Regions from separate parts of the Homo sapiens genome. Here region 2 is linked to region 1. A link is a loop called in an ENCODE intact Hi-C map of the cell type or tissue named here. Cell type or tissue: PC-3. All regions are shown on one strand. Each heading gives the region's core, and the rest is flanking DNA. Links, peaks and the distances in the headings are about the cores only.

Region 1 (2,928 bases), core at 171-2,670:
AAGTTTATGGGGACAATGCCCCAAAGAAATTAGCACTTTAGAAATGTATAATTTGTGTTAAGAAAGCAGATGTTGAAGATAAAATCCACAGTTTAAAAGATACAGCAGACCATCCACGTTAATTAGTGAGGAAAAAATTAATCTTGTTCATGCCCTAATTGAGGTGCACTGACAATTTATAACAGAACAATAGCCAGCACCACAGACATCTCAATTGGTTCAGCTTACACAATTCCGACTGAAAAATTAAAGCTGAGCAAAATTTACACCTGACTGATGCCAAAAGTGTGCCTAGATCAGCTGCAGGCAACAGTAGAGCTTTCAATGGAAATTTTAAACAGGTGGGATTGAGATCCTGAAGCATTTTTTCAAAGAATTGTAACAGGAAATGAAACATGGCTTTACCAGTATGATCTTGAAGATGAAGCACAATCAAAACAATGGCTACCAAGGGGTAGAAGTGATCCTGTCAAAGCACAGGCAAACCAGTCAAGAGCAAAATTGTGGCAACAGTTTTTGGGAGGACGCTCAGAGCATTTTGTTTGGTGACTTTCTGGAGGGCCAAAGAACATCTGCTTATTATGAGAATGTTTTCAGAAAGCCAAAGCTTTAGCAGAAAAGCCTAGAAAAGCTTTACCAGAGAGTGTTTTTTCACAATAACAATGCTCCTATTCATTCCTTTCATCAAACAAGGGCAATTTTGTTACAGTGTTTATGGAAAATCATTAGGTATCCACCTTACAGTCCTGAATTGGCTCGTTTTGACTTCTGTTTCCTAATCTTAAAAAATCTGTAAATGGCACCCATTTTTCTTCAGTTAATTATGTAATAAAGACTGCATAGATGTGGTTAAAATCCAAAGATTCTTAGTTCTTTAGGGATGAACTAAATGTCTGGAATTATTGCTTTAAAAAGTATCTTGAACTTGCAGAAGCTTATGTTGAAAAGTTTATATTTTTTAGTTTTATCTTTTATCCATGTTTCCATGAGCTTTTTGAAGTCCCTGTATACTGTATTCTTACAATAAAGTAAGCTAGAGTAAAGAAAATGTTAAGAAAATCATAAGGAAGTGAAATTACATTTATGGTACTGTGCAATATTGATTCTGTATGTTTACTTTGTCTGTTTACAAGATGAATCATTTGTCTGAAATGGTGGGTCTCTGCAGCAGTAGACATAGATCTATGGTACATATCAAGCAATTCAACTTTATTTTTTGGTGATGTCATGACTTTTCTCTGCTTCTTGGGAGTACTTCCATCATCACTAATGGCACTTTGTATGGGTCTGATGATGATATTCAAGGTTTAAAGTATTGCCTGAAATATAATGAAAAATACATGAGAACCAACAGAGATCACTATTTACTGCAATACACGATATACTGGAGAGATGAATGGCTCACATGGAGATGATGAGCATCACACAGTGTTTTAAGTAGATACTTGCAACACTTGAGCTCACCACAATAGCAAGAGGAGATAGCTATTCAATTATTACAGTAGTAAGGTATATACAGTATTATAGTTAATTTAATGCAGTTATGATTTAATTCTACATCTTTGTGTTTGTTTACATTTCTCACAATTGCAAATGGCATCATGTATGGTCTGTGAATGTTGTGTACATAAGTTTTGATACATTTCAACTATTCACAATACATTTGTTTATGTTCTATGGTAGTAAATGATAAAACAGACCAATATCTATATATATTTTATGCATTCATAACATATCTAACTTTTTATTTTTTTAAATATATTTCTAGGCTATACAGTTCACTTGCAACTTTTGAAAAATTGTTGCAAATCTCCAAAAATTTTTCCAATATATTTATTGGAAAAAAACCTATGTATAAGTGGACCTGTGCAGTTCAAACCTGTGTTGTTCAAGTGTCAACTGCATATTGATTTAATTGGTTTCAGTGCAGTAAGACTTTGAAATGGCCTTGAGATAATTTGTAATTGTTTATAACTTTGCATGTAGTTTCTTAACTTAAATACCTCAGCTATACATAATGTTAGTATTTTATTGAAAAAAATGTGTGTAATTCTTATTAAAAGATGACTAACAATAGCATTTCCAGGTTTAATCCATTAGTAAATTGTTCCATTAGCACAGAATTAGAAGCTCAGGGATTGACCACAGATCCACTAATCAAGGAGAATATTGTTTGTTCTATACTTCATTATATTATTATCATTACTGTATAGTTTACATGCAATACAATTCACACATTTAAGTGTACAGTTCAGTGTTTAAATTTCCATCAAGCCAGTTAATATATAGGACATATCCTTGTGCCCAGAATGTTCCCTCGTGTGCTTTTGAGTCAGTGGCTTACATCTCAACTAATCCCAGGCAATCACTGATCTGATTTGTAAAACAATAGATGAATTTTGCCAGTTCTAGAATTTCACATAAACGGAATCCTTGCATAAGCAGTTGAAAAAATAATTCATTCTTCTTTCTCTCTGCACTATGTCTGTGAGATTACCCATGTTGTTACTTTTTTTATCAATCTTTGTTTTTATCCAAGTTCTTTCATGATTATCCATGGTTATTCTTTTTATTGCTGAGTGGTGCTACACTGTGTGAATATACCAAATTGTATTAATGCACCCCCTTGTTGAAGATATCTGTATTCTTTCCAATTATTGGCTATTATGAATAGGCTGCTATGAACCTCTGAGTTGAAGTCTTTGTTTGAACATGTTTTAATATATTTCAAGTAAATATCTAGAGTGTTTGCTAAGTAATATGCAGAGTAATTTTAACTTTATGATTAATAAACTGTGAAACGATTTCACTTTTATCACTCCCACTAGTAATCCCTGGGAGTTCCAATTGTTCCACATTTCTACTAACACTTGTCAGTAGTCAGTCTTAAACCTCAGCCATTCTGGAGGGTATGAAGCCATATATCAT
Region 2 (2,928 bases), core at 255-2,754, 120 kb before region 1:
CAGTGTTGAGCCTCCTTTCCCACATGTCACTAAACAATTGTTAGAGCTGAATAGTGTCCTGCTGTGGTTTGGCTCTGTGTCTGCACCCAAATCTCATCTCGAATTGTAATCCCCATGTGTCAAAGGAGGGAGGTGGTGGTAGGTGATTGGATCATGGGAGTGGTTTCCCCCATGCTGTTCTTGTGATAGTGAATGAGTTCTCATGGGATGGGATGGTTTTATAAGGAGCAGTTTCCCTTGCTCTTCTCTCTCCTGCCACCTTGTGAAGAAGGTGCTTGCTTCCTCTTTGCCTTCTACCATTACTGCAAGTTTCCTGAGGCCTTCCCAGCCATGTGGAACTGTCACTTAAATCTCTTTCCTTTATTAATTATCCAGTCTCAGACAGTTCTTTATAGCAGTGTGAGAATGGACAAATACATACTCTATAGAAGATTCTTGTATTTTTTATTCTGCCATAATCCCTGAGAATCCCTATTGCATCTCTGATATTGAAGCTGAAGGTCATGTGCTTTCACGATTTGGTGGTGTATTTTACTCGTTTATGTTACTGGCCGAGCTCCTGAAGGCGTTTGAGTCTGTGAGCCCTGACTGCCACAGGAAAAGTTTATTGTGTATATACAGTCAGCTTTAATAGAACAGAAATGCCTGGGAATCAATAGAGTAAACAAAGTATTTTGTAGAAATAAGTTTCACTTTGGATGATTTCACATAAGTGGTGATGCTTAAAAGCATTTCAAATGAGGCTTGTGCCTGATTTCTTAAGATGAGAGGATAAGCTATTTTTCATGAAAGGATTATTTGTTCAAAGCCTTAGAGTTGCCAGTTGAATATGTCATGTTTATTTTTAACCAGAGGAGCTTTTTCAAAACACGTATGTCCAGTCATTTCTTCCCGAGATTTTTTTTCTTTTTTTTGAGACAGGTTCTTGCTCTGTCACCCAGGCTAGAATGCCGTGGTATGATCACAGCTCATTGCAGCTTTGTCCTCCTGGGCTCAAGCAACCCTACCAACTCAGCCTCCCAAATAAGCTGGGACCACAGGCACATGCCGCCATGCCTGGCAAACGTGTGTATTTTTTATAGAGATGAGGTTTCTCCATGTTGCCCACGCTGGTCCCGAACTCCTGGGCTCAAGCAGTCTGCCTGTCTTGGCTATGCCAAGTGCTAAAGTTACAGGTATAAAAACGGACACTATGCCCAGCCATTTTTTTCTTTCTTGATTCATAGTTTGGAATGCGGACACAAAATGAGTGGTTGGCAAAAGTACTCTAGGTGGTTCCCATAAGTACCTTCTCCCTGGACCCCTGCTTTGAAAACTACTAAGCTAGGGCATACTAGATGATCAAGGTAAAATGGAAGGAAGAGTAGGACTTTGAAATTCATGATTTATGGTTTATATTTGATTAGAAATAACAACCAGAATTGAAAAAAAAAACAACAATAACAGCAACAACAGCAGTTACCGTGTAACAGGCATTATTCTAAATACTCTTCATGTAAGGAACTCATTTAATCTTTGCAACAAACCTAAAAAAGGTATCATTCCCAGAGATGCTAAGTAAATTGCTCAGGTCACAAAGCTGAGATAGGATTCAACTGAAGAAGTCTTGCTCCAGAGCTCATTTTCTTAACCAGTATGAGTAGTGCCCAGTAGATGAATGAGCTATAATGTGGTCTTCTGAAGACTGAACAAGCAGGAAGATAAGGGAGGGAGAAATCCAGATTTGTATAAGATGGCTTACAGCGAGGAAGACTGAGGAGGCAGAAAGATGTAGTGTGGTTCTTTGGGTCAGTTTTCACATTCTTATCTCTTGGGATTTTACCATAACTTTGTGGTGTTTTGGCAATGATTTATGCAATTGTTCATTGTTTAATAAAGAAATGATTTTTAGGTATACTTCCTGTGCTCATCATGGAAGGCCATTAATTGGCTTTAATTGCTCTTATGATGAATCATCTTAGGAAAATAAGACCTTTAGTCACTTCTGATTTTAACTGCTTACACAAAACCCACTTTAAAAAGTCTATTAACTTACAGAAAGCATTTTTCAATGGCCTTGCTACAGTCTTAATGTTTGCTTCCTCCCCAAACTTACATGCTGATATCCTAATCCCCAAGGTGATAATATTAGGTGGTGGGGCTTTGGGAGATGATTCAGTCATGGGGGCAGAGCCATCATCCATGGGACTAGAGTGTGTCTTAGTTGCTTTTGTGCTGCTATAACAGAATACCACAGACTGGACAATTTCCAAAGAATAGAAATTTACTGGCTCATGGTTCTGGTGGCTGGGAAATCGCATATCAAGGCACCTGCAGGTTTGGCGATTCTAATTCCAAGATAGCTCCTTGAAGGCTGTATCCTCGAGAGGGGAGGAAATATTCATCTTCACTTGGAGAACGGTGGAAAGGCAAAGAGAGAGGTGGCAAGGAGGCCAGAACTCTCCCTTTTATAATGGGCATTAATCTCATGTATGAAGGCATAGACCCCCGGCCTAATCACCTCTTCAGGGTCCCACCTCTTAATAATGCTATAATGGCAATTAAATTTGAACATGAGTTTTGGGGGAGACAAGCATTTAAAGCACATCAGTGGGCTTATTAAAGAAGCTAGAACCCTGTACGGTGGCTCATGCCTATAATCCCAGCATTTTGGGAAGCTGAGGTGGGAGGATCACTTGAAGCCAGGAGTTTGACACCAGCCTGGTCAACACAGTGAGACCTCTGTCTCCTAAAAAAACAGAAAAGCCCCATGTGGTGCGGTGGTGCGGGCCTGTTGTCCTAGCTAAATTGGAGGATCATGAGGTGGTGGTGTGCTGTGATTGTGCCACTGCACTCCAGCCCAAGTGACAGAGCGAGAAAAAATGAATTTCTCTTAAAAAAAAAATGAATCTAGAGAGAGACTCTTCTTGATTGTTCTGCCAGGTGAGG

Evidence for each region. Hi-C counts contacts between places; a loop is a spot of excess contacts. Peaks named below come from ENCODE experiments on the same cell type or tissue, not always from the same donor. Only the 100,000 strongest peaks of a DNase experiment are listed, where the experiment ranks them.
Region 2: a loop joins it to region 1, with 5 times the contacts of the local background. A loop is called at or near these places in 1 of 110 quality-filtered maps.

What each region holds. Positions count from the first base shown.
Region 1 is chr10:57,918,315-57,921,242 of GRCh38, reverse strand. No RefSeq gene overlaps it. Among named protein-coding and RNA genes, the nearest start is that of IPMK, 350 kb to the left of the region's middle. In PC-3, for the core only: no CTCF peak of the experiment used is centred there; a DNase peak (open chromatin) is centred at 1,162; H3K4me3 peaks cover 573 bases; H3K27ac peaks cover 1,391 bases.
Region 2 is chr10:58,038,216-58,041,143 of GRCh38, reverse strand. No RefSeq gene overlaps it. Among named protein-coding and RNA genes, the nearest start is that of IPMK, 230 kb to the left of the region's middle. In PC-3, for the core only: no CTCF peak of the experiment used is centred there; no DNase peak of the experiment used is centred there; H3K27ac peaks cover 359 bases.